Regions from separate parts of the Mus musculus genome. Here regions 1 and 2 are each linked to region 3. A link is a contact called in ENCODE Hi-C or POLR2A ChIA-PET data. All regions are on one chromosome and are shown on one strand. The core of a region is the stretch at or near the end of the contact, and the rest is flanking DNA. Distances in the headings are between cores, read along the strand shown.

Region 1 (2,700 bases), core at 111-2,610, 79 kb after region 3:
AAATGTCAACAAAATAAGAATCACACATTGGAAAAGTAACTCAGAGCTGAGTTCTTCAGAATTAAATTCTAGAAATTTTCTTATTTTTTTTCTCTTTAACTTCCTGTTACTGTTTGTGCATATTTTCTTGCAGAAACAGAAATCTAGCTAACTCTTTTGATAATATCCTGTATTTGGGTGTGTGGATAGCCCGTACTATGCCTGTCGTGTCTTCAATTCTCCCATATTTGGCACATTCCTTTGAAAGGCCTGAATGAGCACTCCCAATGTTGCATGTTTATGTAGTGAGGCCAGCTTCTGTGGGTAGCTGTGGGAAGTGAAGACTATTGTTAAGTGATATGAAGTGCTTTGTAGAATCTGATAATGTGTAGTTAAGAGGGACGAAGATCAAGTGCTTGAGATTTGTGAATAACAGTGGAAAGAACTGAGGGCTGTGTGCTATGACCAGAGGGATGGGGAGGAGGCTGCATCTTCACCCTCCTGTGGAACTCTTTCAGAGTTCATCTGGTGCTGGTATAAGAGATGGTGAGTGAGGAGAAATATGATGGTCCAACAAGCAACTTAAAGTCCAATGGCGTTGACCTCTACAGTGGACAACAATCATACCAAATGCATGCGGCTTTGTCATAGAAACACGGCGGCAAGGTCCTGAAGCTTGTGTTTTAATGATGAAAGCAGAAATGTAGATGGAAGGATATAACCGGGGGACCCATGCCAACACTCACAGATCTTTCATTCCCCTAGATGTGCAATTTTTTTTCTAACGAGAAACTTTGCATAGTCATGATAATAAAATAGAATAGCATGATAAACCTTGGCTGCAAAGAAAGCAATAGAAACAGCATTTAATAAGCTAGACATCACAGGTCCACAGGGTGGATAGGTTGCCTTATTTGGCCATAAATTCCCTCACCTTGGAACTTAGACAGCGCACATATTAATGGAACTTAGACAGGGCACATATTATTGCATAGAGAAGAGTTATTATGAGATCTGCAAAGCTGCTTACGTATCTTTCCACCCAACGTACTGATGTGACCCAAACAAAGCTTACCTGCATGTGCTCACACTCTCTCCGAAAGACTACGCAAAGGTTCTCGCTAGAAAAAAAAATGTATATCTAGGGGAATGAAAGATCTGTCAGTGTTGGCATGGGTTCCCAGGTAATTGGCTTTAAGCAAATTTTGCTGTTGGGATAGAGCCTCGCGATCCTGAAAATAAATAAATAAAAAACAAGGGCCTTTCTCTGAAGTGGCAATGCTAGCTGCCGGCTGGAAGCAAATCCTGTGTCAGGGACGGCACTGAAGCAAGACAGGGCAGGTTCTAAGGCAGTGATTCAGTGGCCTCCTGCTTTCCCATGTGACTCATTGTTAGTCAGAAAGTTACCTTTGCAGAGAGACTGGATAGCATGTCAGCTCTTAAAGTGATACTCGCTCTGTGCTTAGGTGTGAACCTGGGTTTCCCATGACAAATTTAAGACAGGTTACTGCTCTTAGATTGTGTTCCTTTTCTGGCAATGGAAGTCTGACCTGTGAAAGTCTACAGCAAACGAAAAGAAAAGCATCCTCCTTTCCAAAGAGCACTGACAGAGTTCTAGACCGCTTTGTAAAGAAAAGGGGAGCAAGCTCCTTCCTGGTGGGTGGGGCACATCAGCTATGCAGTGTCTGGGCCAAAAGACCTTTTCCATTGAGCATGATCACCCAGCTAATCAGATTTGAAAGTGCTTTCAGGCTTAGGATAAATGGGGAAAATATTCCAAAACATATGAGCATTCATCGCAGAAGTAAAACATTCTAAGATATTATTGTGGGGCAAGAAAGAATCTTACAATTCTTAAGAGAATTTCAAAGGGTTTCCAAAAAGACCTTTTAAGGTTTTTATTTTTGTTTAATTTGTGAAACTCATTATTTAAAGCTGCACATAATATACTCCCTAGTATAATATATTTCATGGTATAAAATTTTGGACATAATGTCCACGATATCTTCTAGTCTGTATGTTTCTATAAATGGGAATAGAGTCAGAAAGAAAGAGGGGGGTAGAAGGAGAGGGAGAGGGAGGGAGGGAGGGAAGGAGGGAGGGAGGGAGAGAGAGAGAGAGAGAGAGAGAGAGAGAGAGAGAGAGAGAGAGAGAGAGAAATAGAAGGAGGAGGAGGGGGAGGAGGAGGAGGAGGATCCTGGATTGGACATAGTCTTTCTATGAAACAGAGTAAACAACAAAACAGAAGTATTCTTTCGAATTGTTGTGTTCAAGGTTGTTCACTCTTCCGAGGGCCATCTCCTTCAGCGTTGGATAGCCCGAGCACAGAAGAAGGAGCAGGAACAGGTTAAAATCAGCCTAAATACTTTGACTTACATCAACCTCAGTGATTTGCAAGCCCCCCCACTTTTTTTTACATCTTAAATGTCTTACAAATATTCACTCATCTATCATTGTCTTAGCATGTATCCCAAACCAAGACTGTACAAGACCGCCGCTGAGAGGACAAATTCAAAGTAAAGCGGCCGTCTCATTCTGTAACCTCCGTGTTTTCCTGCCCTTTCCTCTTCCCATCTGGAAGTAGAATTGCAAATACTGCTTTGTATGCTTTATTTCTAACTGGTTTCAGCCTGCTCTCCTTTCTTCTGCCTCTCACTGGCTGTCATCCACTAGACTGCACATGACCAGCTGGCCCTTGGCAGATCTTGGGCCCAGGTGTGA
Region 2 (2,700 bases), core at 183-2,682, 97 kb after region 3:
TAGGAATTTCATAAATTCATTCTTTTTAATAGCTGAGTAGTACTCCATTGTGTAAATGTACCACATTTTCTGTATCCATTTCTCTGTTGAGGGGCATCTGGGTTCTTTCCAGCTTCTGACTATTATAAATAAGGCTGCTATGAACATAGTGGAGCATGTGTCCTTCTTACCAGTTGGAACATCTTCTGGATATATGCCCAGGAGAGGTATTTCGGGATCCTCCGGTAGTACTATGACCAATTTTCTGAGGGACTGCCAGACTGATTTCCAGAGTGGCTGTACAAGCTTGCAATCCCCCCAACAATGGAGGAGTGTTCCTCTTTCTCCACATCCTCGCCAGCATCTGTTGTCACCTGAATTTTTTATCTTAGCCATTCTGACTGGTGTGAGGTGAAATCTCAGTGTTGTTTTGATTTGCATTTCCCTGATGATTAAGAATGCTGAACATTTTTAGGTACTTCTCAGCCATTCGGTATTCCTCAGGTGAGAATTCTTTGTTTAGCTCTGAGCCCCATTTTTAATGGGGTTATTTGATTTTCTGGAGTCCACCTTCTTGAGTTCTTTATATATATTGGATATTAGTCTTCTATCTGATTTAGGACTGGTAAAGATCCTTTCCCAATCTGTTGGTGGTCTCTTTGTCTTATTGACGGTGTCTTTTGCCTTACAGAAGCTTTTCAATAGCCTCCACCATAGAAAGGTGACCACAACCTAGAAGGAACAAAACAGCAAGCCCATTGAGATGGCTTTTGGAGCCCAAGTTCAAATTGTTATGTGACAGAGCTTGGCTTGGGCTTTTCATGAGAGAATTTGGTAGTTGTTAATGTTTTTTGAGTAGGTTTTTGTTTTTGTTTTTGTTTCCCATAATGAGTGAATCCTGAAAATGAGCTTTGAATTCAAGATGTCTAAGAGAATCTCAGGCCTCCTTACTGGGAGGAACGATGCCAGATTCAGCTCTCCTCTACAACCTACCATAGCCTTTTACCCATTTAAGAATCAAACAAAGAGATACTTAGTCTAACTAGGAGTAAGTGAAAAGGTTGCTCATTTTCAAGGGCAACTGAATACAAACATGTGCAAACAAAGCACACAAATCCAAATCAACTTAGTTTTGGTTGTGAGCCTAGTCTTTATATAATCAACGTAGAAAACCACTGCAAAGGGTCAGGAAAGACCCGTTACTGAATGAAAAATAACAACAGGGGAAAACATTCCAAGAGGCAAGTGGGGACTCCTTGTGAAAGAATTTTGCAAGGCTCTTGGAGGCTTGGCTTTCTTACTGCCAAGTGCCTTAGCACACCCCATCTGGTAAGACTTGGGCCCAGTCACCTTCCTGATGGGCCATGGCCACATCCCTGCCATCCGGGTGGGCAGTTAGCTGTGGTCAGTATTAGCTATCCCTCCCTCTGTGGCAAGACCTTATAGATCTTAGAAAGGCCACACACCAGCAGTGTGAGCAGCAGGCCAAGAAGGTCAGCCTCCTCTGAGAGCGCTTGAACGGAAGGAAGCAATTCACGCTAGTGGGAAATGATCCAGATTTAATTCAGATTCAAGCCACAGTGGGGTTTAGTAAGGGTTTTCCACGTATCACGTGCTTTGCCAGGGACTCTCCCAACTCACCAAATCCTCCCAGAGTCATAGTAATTGTTTTGTTCCTGTTTAATAGATGAAAATAAGAGGCTCAGAGGGATTAGGAAGTTTCTCAGATAAAGGGAAAAACAGGGTTTTAGTCCTGACTTGTCACTGCGAGTGTAGTAACCACTGACAAGTGCCAGGAAAAGTCTGGTTCAAGTCACTCTGTAGTCAAACATCTAGGGGGTTATTTTACTCTCTCTCTCTTCTTCTCATTTTGATTTTGAAACACTTTTTTTGATGAAGACACACACACTGCTATCTGTTTTAAGTAGCTGTGAGACCTGCCTTGTTCTGTAACTTGACTAACAGCTAGCTTACCACTGCTTTCACTGGTGAGATCAGGCCAGCAATTTGTTTAAAGATTCTTTTCTCCCTTTTAAAAGCATCTGTAGTACAGAGAACAGTCTTAGTCTGAAAGAACAATAGAAGCTGGACTTGGGTGCACCTTCGGTCTTGGCCGGCAGCTCTGTCTCGGTATATAGGTTCATGCTCAGCCTACTTCATCCCCCAGCTACTCTTCCAGTAGTTGCCTTCTTTCTGAACTTCAGCATCATCACCGCTAACTACTCATTTAGGTCCAGTGTCTTGTCCTTTCTTTTTATTTTCTGTGATAAGAGGAACTGTGTACTTGTTTGTTAGCTTGTTTTTCTAGTGCTCATGGTAGAACAACATAAAAGTGCATATGTTTCCAGAGATGACCTTATATATGACAGTGCATTAAAATCGGACTTTTGAAAACCATGAGTAAAAACAGGAAAGCATATAATCTGTCTTGTGGTGAGGACTGCACTGCATGGCTCCCTGTCCAGAATCTCTCTGCAGAGATTTGTTCCAATCTAATTTCCAGTCCCATTTTCTGGATCAGAATTCTTTTATTTCCTTGCAAATTAAACACCTTGTCCAAGATTACTTTTGATTTATAATTCATATAAATAATGTAAACTATATTCCTAAGTAATGATGTAGGCAATGATCTGGAGGAGAGGAATGCAGAGAAAAAAAAACATAAAAATGGAAGACACACACACACACACACAGTTTTTCAAGTGGAAAATTGAGGCACTG
Region 3 (2,700 bases), core at 146-2,645:
CATATATATGCCAAAAATTATCTTAACATTGCATTAGGATCTACCATTAGTCGATGTCTGATTTGAACACCTATTTTATATAAAATCCCAAGATTACATAAAAAGCATCTATGAAAAGAGGTTGCCCGTGGGAAAAGTTTAAGAAACCCCGCTCTACTTCTCAGTGAAGGTCTCAGGTTGTGATGAGGGTCCCTGCACAGGCTGGGTGACGTGTTCCCATTCAAGACGCCACCTACAAAACTTGGGCAGCAGCCCTGACTTTGCAGGGTGCGGACGAAAAGTCCGGAATGCCTCCTTTCTGGCTGCATGGAAAAAGCTGGACTGAGCCTCACTGGTTAGCCATGACTTCTGCTAACAAGGACACCCACAGCAAAGGGGCCTAAATTAGGGGACCAAGTGATTTTGTGAAAAACTCAGAGACTTTGGATTGAATGGAAGCAGGGGACATTCCTCTGATAGCTAAGAAGTAGGGACATTGGTTGGTCTTTGCTGAAGGAATTTAGTTGTGGGTCCTGAAGTTCAGGGACACATTTCTACTGGTCAAATTCTAAGTGAACTTACTTGGCAATTTGCCTCCTGATGTGCGGCAGGGCTAGCTGAGGTCACTAGAGGATGCTAACTGCTCTAAAGATTTGTTCACTGCTGTTATGTCAAGTCTCTGCTTTTGTGGAGGAATTTGCCTCATGTGTACGTTGCTTTGCTTTTCAAGCACTCCAGACTGGCTCCAGGTGTAGAAAATGCCATGTTCTTCAACATGCATGCTTTCATCCAGCAAATATACTGAGGCCCTTCTAAGTGTCAGGAGTTGGCTGCCCTTCTTTCAGAAGACATGGAGGGTTCTTGATGGGATCTGAAGGACCCTTGGACTTCTTAGTGCCACTTCAGACTTGAGGCACCCGCCTCTGCCTGTGCTGTTGGAAACTGCTGCCAAGTCAGCCTGACCCTTCTGAGATCCTGGAGAAGTTATGGAGAATACGTGAACAGCGTCCCCACCTGTGTTATTCTCCAACCTGTGCTCTGTGGTTGGACAGTTTGTAACCGAGGTGGTCCAGAGTTGTTTGGTTAATTGAAAGAAAGGAAGGAAGAAGGTGGGAGACAGAGGGAAGGAAGGAGGGGACCCTGGCATAGATTGGCTGGACTTCCTAGGTCCTGAAATGCAGCGGAGCGGAGTCCCCTCAGAAATTAACTCCAAAGGCCACCCACTGACCCGCTGCACACAGCCAGAACTCGCCCCCAGAGCCTTGTCTAGTGGTGGCCAAGGCCATCCACCACCACCTTCCGGTCACTGCCTGCTTTCGATCCTCGCGGAGAGCGCTTCCTCTCTCCTGACATTCTCCTCCTCTTCGCTCCTCTGGATCCCTCCTCCTTCTTTAGTCCCTCCTCCTCCCGCCCAGCCTCCCCCAGTCCCGACCCGAGCTAACTAGACGTCTGGGCAGCCCCAGCGCAACGCGCAGCAGCCTCCCTCCTCTTCTTCCCGCACTGTGCGCTCCTCCTGGGCTAGGGCGTCTGGATCGAGTCCCGGAGGCTACCGCCTCCCAGACAGACGACAGGTCACCTGGACGCGAGCCTGTGTCCGGGTCTCGTCGTTGCCGGCGCAGTCACTGGGCACAACCGTGGGACTCCGTCTGTCTCGGATTAATCCCGGAGAGCCAGAGCCAACCTCTCCCGGTCAGAGATGCGACCCTCAGGGACCGCGAGAACCACACTGCTGGTGTTGCTGACCGCGCTCTGCGCCGCAGGTGGGGCGTTGGAGGAAAAGAAAGGTAAGGGCGTGTCCCACCGGCCCGCGCCCCCTGCGAGCTAGCTCGCCCAGTCCCAACCTCCGCTCGGGACTCTAAGTCCCCAGCCGCCCGCTCCTCCTCTTCTGGCTCCCAAAGGCGGCCGGGACCATAGGAGGAACTGGACGGAGTCTGGAATGGGCGAGACTGGGGCCGCCGAAGGAAGGGAGACTGGGCTAGGAGCAGAGGGGCTGCCAGGGCAGCGTGGGAGCCGCGGCTGTGCGCTCCGGGGCTCTTGACTGCTGCCAACTTAGTTGCCTCACTTTCCTGCGCTCAGTAGGCGTTCGGAGCAGAAACGTGGTGCGGGACAGCGCGGGACGCCGGGCATTGGCGCACGTGCGCCCAGTACTGTCAGGGAGAGCGGAGGGACCCCGGATCCTCAAGCGGGTCGGGTGTGTCCCACCCGCTCAGTGTGAGAGTTGAGGGACTGGAGTGCGAACCAACGCGCCCCTGGTCAAGGTCGGAACCTCTGAGACGCGCGGTTTCCTGAGCGCGGTTTCCCTCAACTCCTCTCTTCTCCAGCAGGGTACTCTCAGGACCTGGTAGCCTGAGTCCCAATGTAGCTTGCAGATTTCTGGCTTGCCCTTTCGCGGGTGTGTAGTTGCAGCAATGACCTGGAAGTGTGGAGATCTCTCTGTCACTAACCACCTAGGACTTCTGGGAAGAGATGGTGTTAGTGGTCATTTGCTTCTTCACTAGGAAAAAAAAAAGGAGGGCGTGGGGGTGGCGGGTGGGGTGGGTCGATTCCGCCTCTTAGGCATAGAGCATGCCAGAGACTTGCCAGGCTAGGTGCACTGGTTGGGGACCAAGGCTCCATGCCAGATTGGAGCTAGCGTTGCGGGGTGGCTACTTCCCCTGGGATCCCTGAATTTGCCCTTTCCCAGAAGCTTGGGCTGCTGCAGCATCACTTGCCTTTGCAATG

What was found. A loop is a pair of places that touch in the nucleus more often than their neighbours do. ChIA-PET counts read pairs that join two places held with the same protein, here RNA polymerase II (POLR2A).
Region 1: POLR2A ChIA-PET joins it to region 3 with 14 read pairs in Patski. The contact joins the promoter of Egfros here to the promoter of Egfr in region 3. A Hi-C loop is called at or near these places in 1 of 37 maps with a recorded cell type or tissue (left cerebral cortex). POLR2A ChIA-PET finds 5 or more read pairs at or near these places in 1 of 5 experiments (Patski).
Region 2: a loop to region 3 is called in a map of left cerebral cortex, with 5 times the contacts of the local background. The contact joins the enhancer-like site here to the promoter of Egfr in region 3. A Hi-C loop is called at or near these places in 2 of 37 maps with a recorded cell type or tissue (gastrocnemius and left cerebral cortex). POLR2A ChIA-PET finds 5 or more read pairs at or near these places in 1 of 5 experiments (Patski).

The regions. Positions count from the first base shown.
Region 1 is chr11:16,829,390-16,832,089 of GRCm38, forward strand. It overlaps Egfros (a long non-coding RNA gene), which reads right to left and starts at 1,361. Exons shown (of 3, transcript XR_003949851.1): 1 at 1,055-1,361. The region is part of intron 1 of Egfr (epidermal growth factor receptor); the gene reads left to right.
Region 2 is chr11:16,847,616-16,850,315 of GRCm38, forward strand. The region is part of intron 1 of Egfr (epidermal growth factor receptor); the gene reads left to right. Among named protein-coding and RNA genes, the nearest start is that of Egfros, 18 kb to the left of the region's middle. Within about 2 kb of position 1,433, at least 1 of the 3 ENCODE cell types and tissues checked has a DNase peak (open chromatin) inside an H3K27ac peak, as active enhancers do; it is gastrocnemius, where a contact is called at or near this core.
Region 3 is chr11:16,750,808-16,753,507 of GRCm38, forward strand. It overlaps Egfr (epidermal growth factor receptor), which reads left to right and starts at 1,396. Exons shown (of 28, transcript NM_207655.2): 1 at 1,396-1,763. The coding sequence starts at 1,676.